2 separate regions of the Homo sapiens genome follow, and region 1 is linked to region 2. Evidence: chromatin contacts called from ENCODE Hi-C or POLR2A ChIA-PET data. All regions are on one chromosome and are shown on one strand. The core of a region is the stretch at or near the end of the contact, and the rest is flanking DNA. Distances in the headings are between cores, read along the strand shown.

Region 1 (4,239 bases), core at 277-2,776, 87 kb before region 2:
ACCTGTATGCTTTAAAAATGAAATGTTCTAAGTAAAGCGAAGTTGTTTTTACTTTCAGACCAAAGGGGGGAAAAAATCACCGATTTAAAAGTAAAAGGGCTTTAGTGAAAAGTTCACAGTTGTGAGATACTTGCTTCGCCATTAAGAAGGTGGAAGCTCTGCTGGGTAGAAACCACCATTCTCTGAGGTCTGAGACTTTAGGCATTCTCATTCTTACAGACTCTGTCTCCCGGTCACAGTTGTACATTGGTCCTCTCATTCCAACCAAACTACAGGGTCTCCATAGCGTGAAGCATGTGGTCCTTAAACGTGTTGGGGAAAGCTGCTAATCAACGTCCTTAAGGCTCGTCAACAATCAGACGGCAAATCACAAACTTGCTTCCTCAACCCGAGAACAAACACTCCAGGTCCCCAAAGAAATGAAGGTTCCTTCCACTCCCACAGGAAAACTACCAGGTTTCAGTTCTTTCGCTTTATTTTTTAAAAGACAAATAAAAAATTAACTGAACACACGTGTTTTCCTACCATTCTCATACTTTTTAAAAATCCCTCCATTTTCTTCCTTCCTTTATTTACGTTGGAAAAATTCTTAATAAATAACGCCTGCTTGAAAGACATCAGGAACTCATTTTGAGGACTGAGTTTGCAGAAGACAAGGCAGAGAGATGAGTGGGCAGAGTTGAGCTGAAATTTTTAAATTCCTGCACGGCAAAGCAATTGTGCGTATCTGTTTTCAAACAATAAAAGCGTCTGGAATTGCACAATGTTGCAGAGCCATGCGAGGCGCGAGGAGCAGGCAGCCGGAGGGCTCCGTGTCACAAAGGCTGCCGGGGCAGCACGCGAGCCAGAGTCACGACAAGCCCGGGTCCCAGGCTCGCTGCTGCCTCAAATCTCATCCGGTCCCAAAGCCAGCTGCCCTGCAGAGAGGAGCCTACCGGCACCGGGCACGTCTGTGGGAGGGCGAGGCTGGGAGAAAGTGAGAGGGGGACTGCGGGCGCGCGGGGCGGGCGCGCGGCGGGTCCCGGGAGGGAAAGGACAACGGAGCCGGGGGTAGGGGGTGGACGAGGAGATGTGGCAGAGGCGCATTCCCTCTGGCTGATCTTGCCAGGGAGGAGACCTGAGGACCGGAATCGGTGACCGACAGGAGGGGGAGGGGGCTCCCGGGGGCCGCAGGTCGAGGCGCGTGAGCCGGACACGAGGTGCGCGCTGCAGGGTTGGGGAATCGGGGACGCGTGGGTCACCTGTATTGTTTGAAAAGCTGGTCCGACTCCCTGAAGCCGTTGTTGAGCAGCATGTTGATGCCGGCCAGGGCCAGCTCCGCGTCCTGCAGGGGCGCCGCCGCCGCCGCTGCCGCGTCCGAGTCTCCGTCGTCCCGCCGCCGCGGCCGCTGCTGCTCCGAGCCGGCCATGGGCGTGCGAGGCCCTGCGCTGGGCCGAGGCGAGATCGGGAGCAGCTGCTGCGGCCCCGCGCGCGCCCGGAGCCCGGCTCTACCTGCCCGGAGCCAAGCGGAGCCGGGAGGGGAGGGGAGGGGAGGGGAGAAGACGGGAGGGAAGAGGAGGGAAGGACCGCGGAGGGAGGAGCCGCGGCCCGGCTGCGGCGCGGCGTGGGAGGTGGGCGTCCGGCCGCCGCCGCGGGGATTACTCAGCAGCACCCGCCCGCTCCTCTCGCGCCCTCCGAAGCACCCAACTCGCGCGGGCCCCGAAGCGGAATCCGTTTCCGGGTGTCTCTCACCCCGCCAAGCCGGTCCCCGAGCGGCGGCCGCCTCCACTTCCTGCAGCCCCCGCGCCCCGGCCCCTCCCGGGTCCCCAAGCCGCGCCTTCGCCCACCGCCCAGGACTGCTCGGACACACGCACGCGAGACCCGGAGACCCGAGCGCCCCACCCTCCCCCGAAGGGGCCGGACCCAGGAGTCGGGAGGAGGGCAAGGCGCGGAGGGAGAACGAGCGTGCGGATGTGGAAGGAAAGGGAAAGGGAAGGGGAACTCCGCCCGGGCCGCTATGCTAGCGCGCGGCGCTTTGTCCACGAGTAACTGAAACTCCACGAGTAACTGAAACCCCACGCAGCCCGCGCCCGCGACCCCAGACTTCATCCCGACCCTGGGGCCGCCCCCTAGGACCAGGGCAGCCAATTCCCGAGGAGGTGGGCGGCGGGGGCGGGGTCTCTGGCACCTGCCCCGCAGCTCCCCGGAGCCCCGCGCTGCGGGACTGCAAGGCAGAGCCCCTCGGATCCCGGTACCACCCACTCCAGCCCGCCACCAACATTTGCGCAGTGGGGCAGGAGGAGAAATGGAGGCCTATATGCCATGTGCCCAAATATTTAAAAGTTATAAATTCAGCTGCCAAAGTGTGTTCTATTCTCACACTGCCAATTATTCTTGCAAAGCTTTGGCGTTCATATGACCAAATGTCAGCAAAACATCAAAAGTGACTGAATTTAACCATTATCACAGAAGTCTCACTGTTCTGATGATGGGCTGGTGATATCTGGATGCCTAATATTCTAGAGACAAGCAATTCATAAATCATCTTTATGTTTTTTCCACAAATTTATTTTTCTCTAATTTAGCAAAATCCCTTAATGTAGTGTTGCAATCAAGATTATGCTCTAATGCCAAATTGGACAACCTTCCTTGAGTCGCTGTCGTTTTTAGAGTGTAGTTTATTAATTTCAACTTGAAGAAACTTTGCTGAAACATTTATAACAGAATTTTTTTTAAATGAAAGCAATCCTCAGGTTTAGAAATAACTCCTGAATTTTAAACATTATGTCATCCATTATCATGGGACCAATATAATAAGTTATTACAGAAAAATGCAAAATAATTTTGTCATGTAAGTTGCTTTTACTTATTTTGTAAATTGTACCATCCCTTATAAGAATATCTAAATCCATACAGGATTTTCAACTTTTATAAATAGAAATTTTAGAGTAATAAGAATTACTGCCACTCCTTAAGTGTCATGTGTAACTGTTGCAAAGCCATGCTAATTCTTGAGTACATCTGGAACCACAAACTGGAACACTGACAGAAGCAAGAAAATGGACGATTCACATCCTTGGGAAACAGTACGTTGTAATGCAGGAGTCACTGCATTCATGCTGTCTGAGAAGAAGGATTTGACAAGCTGACCTTTAAAAGAAAATCTAGGTTTTCTTGGATTTAACATAATGTTAGTCTCAAACATCAGCAGTGTCACCATCCTTCATGGCACTGAGAGGCTGTAACCTTTTGTTTTTAGGGCACTGAGCTAAAGATGAGAAGAAGCGTTCCCTGGAGCCTGCATGGCATCAATCATGAGAATGGATGTTGAGGGTTATGCACCCCACTGAGGCAGCACTGAATGCCAGATCCCAAGTTACAGAGGTGCTTGTATGTTTTTAAATAAATTTATGCGTGTGTGTGTGTGTGTGTGTGTGTGTGTGTGTGTGTTTTGATGGGCAGGGCCCTCAAACGCAGGTCTTAGGGACTGTACTGCTCATTGAGGCCCACATGAGGCCATTGGCATGGAGGGCTCCCCTGGCCACACACTGCCCGAGGTCACCCTGACAACATGCACTTACAGGCTGCTGGAACTTTGGATCTGTGGAACCATTTGCCCAGATCCCTGAAGCAGTCTAGTCAATAAGGGAGAGAAGCCAAGAGCAAAATATCAGACATAGGAGATAGCCTGCAGTCCCCCAACTGAGAAAGACAGCCAAGCACAGTCCTGTATGTCCCTATTACTGGGAAGAAAAAACAAGAATTTCAAGGAATTGATGACACTATGTTTATGAGTTATACTTGAGGCCCTGCAGCTGAGGATGTGGGGAGGGGTGAGCAAAGTCAGAGCACTCTTTGTGGGGCTAGTTCTGTCTCAAGAACCTCACACAGTCCGTTGTGCAGACAGGGAAATTTAATTGTTGAACAATTAAGGCAAGGACCACTGCAACCGCCCAGCACCCCACAATAGGCAGGGGAGGGGTGGCGTGGATAGAGGGATAACTCTACCATGTAATACACACCAGATATGTGCAAAATTGGATTTAACCAGGTACCAAAACAGTTACATTAGCATCATCATCATGAAGGGACATTTTAAAATATTTGCCCGTGGTGAGGGATACAAAAAGAGCCTCCAAATCCTGAAGGAAGAGAACACGTGGACTAGTAATACTTGTGGCAGCTGTAGTTGGCATTGACACCTGCCCCGGATTCACATTGCAAGGGAGAGTTAAGGCTGTGTTTTCTCCACTCGATAAA
Region 2 (4,057 bases), core at 535-3,034:
GCCTTCCTAATATTACAGAGCCACAGAGTCAGCCACCAAGAGAGGGGCGGCCTTCCTAGTATTACAGAGCCACAGAGTCAGCCACCAAGAGAGGGGCGGCCTTCCTGATATTACAGAGCCACAGAGTCAGCCACCAGCCATTTTCTTGACAGATACTAGAAGTCTGCTGTGCTCTGCAATCCTAAAGAAACAAATTCAGAAATAATCATACTCTACTTCTATTTAAAAATTCCACTCATTCCACAAATATTCATTTCTAAATATTAGGTGACTTCTGTATCTACATAACCACACTAGCTAAATCTGCTTAAGTTACAGATGGTATCTCCTTGTGGAAGAGAATTTATGTGGCTCTGTTGTACATGAGGAAAGAGAAAAGGATCTTATTTTCTCCAATTCCCCAGGTATAAATATTGTCCAACTAGCTGCTGCTGCTGCTGCTGCAAAAAGGCAATCTGGAGAGAGCTACCTTTAATGCAATCAAAAAGAAATCATAGGGACACACTCTGATTTTCTTTCTGAGCTCTGAAACTTTAAGCTACATTATTAACTACAGTAGTTATAATCCACCTTAACTCTTATTATAAAATATACCTGAAAAGAATAAAAATGAGTCCGCGAGTACACACAAATGCAACTCTGTAAATTATAATGTTACTTTCTAAACTTGATTTCTTTGAGGACCTACCCCAGAGTGGGGAATAACGTTTATGGTTGAACTATACAATAGCATTTACTGTGTGATGATAGAAAAAATGTACAACTCCACCACTTTCTAAATCTCTCTGTTGTTTTTAACATCAAACTTTGAGTCAGGTTTAAATCTTGTTTGATATTAATGCACTACTGCATACCCATGTCTGATGATCTAATAATATGCCACTGGGTTGAAAGGTCTGAAATCCAAATGAGGCCTGGAGGTGGTCAGTAGGTGGTAAGCCCAAATCAGTGAAACTCAATTGTCCTCCTCTGGAGAATGAGGCAGATCGCACAAGCTGAAATGCAAACATGGAATAAATTACTGGCATTGTAATCATTTCTTGGCTGAAATACAGTACCTTACCCTATCTCACTTTACTCAAACTGATTAATGTGATTTATGTAACCTCAGAAAGAAAGAGAGCTTACTTTTCTGCATAATAAGTCAGCAATCATCTGTAAGTTTTTGTGTATATAGTTGGTCTTCCTACTTTCCTACAAAGTTAATGTGCAAACCTGAAAAGGTTCAGCATCTTGCAAGCACATGGGGAGTGTATATGAGCCAGTTCACTGTAACACTGTGTGCTATCAGAAAGAAGTCAAAAGTTGCTGCGTTAATGGATACGGAAGGTGGGTTGGCTGGGAAGCACTCCTTCACGAGGTTCTGAACTTTCACTTACCTTCCAGTCTTCCGAGCACTTTTTGGTTACTCCCACAGTATCATTCAATCTAACGACACCACTGGTTTTCTTCAAATTTTTCATGCAGCCTCGGAAAGCAGGCGTAGAAATGTTAAATCTGATTACGAACACAGATAAAAGGAAGAGATGGATCATGTCAGGCTCACGTGAAATCAGAGCTGAAACGCTGTGCTCTTTAGTACTTTTCACCCATAAATGAGTAGGTGTTTTATGTTTATCCTTTCCCATGGGATTCCCATAATGCTACTTATTTTATGATGCTGGGAGAACTGACTTCCTTTCTGTGTAAGTTTACATTCCCAGCTTTAAAAATGCAGACAACAATGTTAACAGAAGAATGGCCAGTGGCCGCAAAAGGTAAAGAGACAGAGAACATGCACAATATCTAGAACTGCCCGTCCCTCCCCGCTGGAGTCACGGCATTGCAGGTGGATAGGACATGTATTAATAAGTTAATAGATGATATATGATATACATATATATTAATAAAGTAATAAATCATTTGTAGGAACCAGGAGTGCTCTAGAAAACCTTTTGCTCTTTTTTTTCTGTTCACTGTTAAGTTAGCCACTGTAAAGTCAGAAGAAACAAAGTGTTACTTTTTGGTTCTATTCAATTATGAAAAACGTAGCTTGATTTAACCAATGCCAAGCTGAAACAATGGAACACATTGTCTGGGTTCATATGCTGCTGTATCTACCACCTCCTACCTGTGGGCAAAGGGTTATTGCCAGGATTTAAAAAATTAACGGGCCGGGTGGGGTGGCTCATGCCTGTAATCCCAGCACTTTGGGAGGCCAAGTCAGGTGGATCACTTGAGGTCAGGTGTTCGAGATCAGGCTGGTCAACATTGTGAAAACTTAACTCTACTAAAAATACAAAAATTAGCTGGACGTGGTGGCAGGCACCTGTAGTCCCAGCTACCCGGGAGCTGAGGTTGGAGAATCATCTGAACCCGGGAGGCGGAGGTTGCAGTGAGCTGAGATCGTGCCACTGTACTCCAGCCTGGCAACAAAGCGAGACTCTGCCTCAAAAAACAAAAACAAAACCAAAAAAACAAGTTAACGTACAGCAAGAGCTTGCAGCAGTGCATGGCACCTGGACGTGAATGCTCAGCAGGTGTTTCTGAGAGGCAAAATTGTGCTGCTCTGGACCAGCCAAATTGCCTGGGTTCAAGTTCTGTCCCTTCTGATTGAACAGGCAACTTTTCTCCGTGCCTGTTTCCTCATTTAGACAATGGGAATATGTGAATCTGTTTCATAGGGCTGTCATAGTCTAAGAAAGTTAATATGTGTAACACACTCAAACAGTGTTTTGTACAGAGTAAGGACTCAATGTGAGATCGTCAAGTTAGTAACTACTCCCATATTACTGCTCTTATATAATGAGAGCAATTTCTAAAGCAGCTCTTTCTACATGGCCCCAGGGCATTTCCCCTTCGATTTGACTTCTGGATCTGTCTGGAGCTGAATGCACATAAAGCATTCACACACATGAACTAACTGAAGTCCAGGCAAATATTTGTGTTTCTTAAACAAATGATGTACTAAGAAAACCCAAAGCTGATTTCATTCTAAATCCCTAATGCAGCTTACTTTTCTAAATGGAAAGGTGTCTGCATTCATTTTAATCCAATTCATTAGAAACAGTTGAGCTACCTGTAATAGACCTAAAATTAAATTTCATTAAAAGGAAAAGAAAGAAACAAATCCTCACTGGCATTACAGTATAAGCCTAATTATTTTATAAAGATGGCCTTTTGCCTCAGAAGAGGAGGAGGGTTCATTTCCATTCCTGGAGCTTGCCTATTTATACATGGTTTTAGGTCAATTCTTCTTTGGGTTTCAACATATCTCTTGGACAACGACATTCCAGATGTCCCTCTCTCCATAGATTATTGGTCAAAGAAAGAAGGTTGCAGAAAAGGAAAATAGTAGGAGAGAAAGGCAGTTAACAGATACAGACCACCTATTTTGCACGAAGCTCTATGAATCCAACTTACAATAAGCTTTTGAGGGAGGTATTTTCTCTTTTATATTATTTTATTTTATTTTAAGTTCTAGGATACATGTGCAGGAAGGGCAGGTTTTCTTATCTAACATTTATTGAGCACTGACCATGTGCTGACCTCTGCTAATTCCTTTACACACTCTGAATCTTCCAACCACCCTAAGAGATAGGCAGCTACTATGCCCATACTATAGATGTAGCAATGAGGCATTAAGAGGTTAAGGCCTTGCCTAAGGTCACACAGCTGGTAAGTGGTAGAGCTGGGGTCTGTACTGTCAGTGTGTCACACAGGTTAGTGAGGCTTGAAGCCCTTGCTTTTTACACTTACAGTTGGTATTCCTGCAGCACTTGGAAGTGATCATGCCTTTTTCTAGAAGAGTTACCTACAGCAGAAGTGTTAAAATGGAAGAGATTTACTTCCACTATTCCTGGGGGGATTCTTGTTACCTTGGCTTACCTGAGGACCTACAGTTCTACATTTACTCCAGGATACAGGGTCTGAACATACTTGCTAGAGGAATGTGATTGCACTGGGGCATGAGTTGTTGTGTTGGTGGGTTCCTGCGTTGGGGTATTTATGTATACTTTGGGCCAATCTGTCCACAAAAGCTTAGCCAGCTCCATGGCTGTTGCAGGCCGACTTCAGA

What was found. Hi-C counts contacts between places; a loop is a spot of excess contacts on that map. ChIA-PET counts read pairs that join two places held with the same protein, here RNA polymerase II (POLR2A). Pooled maps may share reads with other maps.
Region 1: a map of prostate gland shows a loop between it and region 2 (3-fold over the local background). The contact joins the promoter of TTC39C here to the enhancer-like site in region 2. A Hi-C loop is called at or near these places in 9 of 168 maps with a recorded cell type or tissue (CD4-positive, alpha-beta T cell, CD4-positive, alpha-beta memory T cell, CD8-positive, alpha-beta T cell and 6 more), 8 of 37 single-sample maps with no recorded cell type and 12 of 50 pooled maps. POLR2A ChIA-PET finds 5 or more read pairs at or near these places in 6 of 52 experiments (CD4-positive, alpha-beta memory T cell, OCI-LY7, activated CD4-positive, alpha-beta memory T cell and 3 more).

What each region holds. Positions count from the first base shown.
Region 1 is chr18:24,012,041-24,016,279 of GRCh38, reverse strand. TTC39C (tetratricopeptide repeat domain 39C) reads right to left here and starts at 1,526. Exons shown (of 14, transcript NM_001135993.2): 1 at 1,242-1,526. The coding sequence starts at 1,408. It overlaps TTC39C-AS1 (TTC39C antisense RNA 1), which reads left to right and starts at 820. Exons shown (of 6, transcript NR_110796.1): 1 at 820-976; 2 at 3,239-3,363. RefSeq lists silencers at 1,110-1,289, 1,370-2,289.
Region 2 is chr18:23,925,563-23,929,619 of GRCh38, reverse strand. LAMA3 (laminin subunit alpha 3) reads right to left here. Exons shown (of 75, transcript NM_198129.4): 63 at 1,380-1,497; 64 at 855-995. Among named protein-coding and RNA genes, the nearest start is that of LINC02958, 55 kb to the left of the region's middle. Within about 2 kb of position 1,784, at least 2 of the 41 ENCODE cell types and tissues checked have a DNase peak (open chromatin) inside an H3K27ac peak, as active enhancers do; they include prostate gland, where a contact is called at or near this core.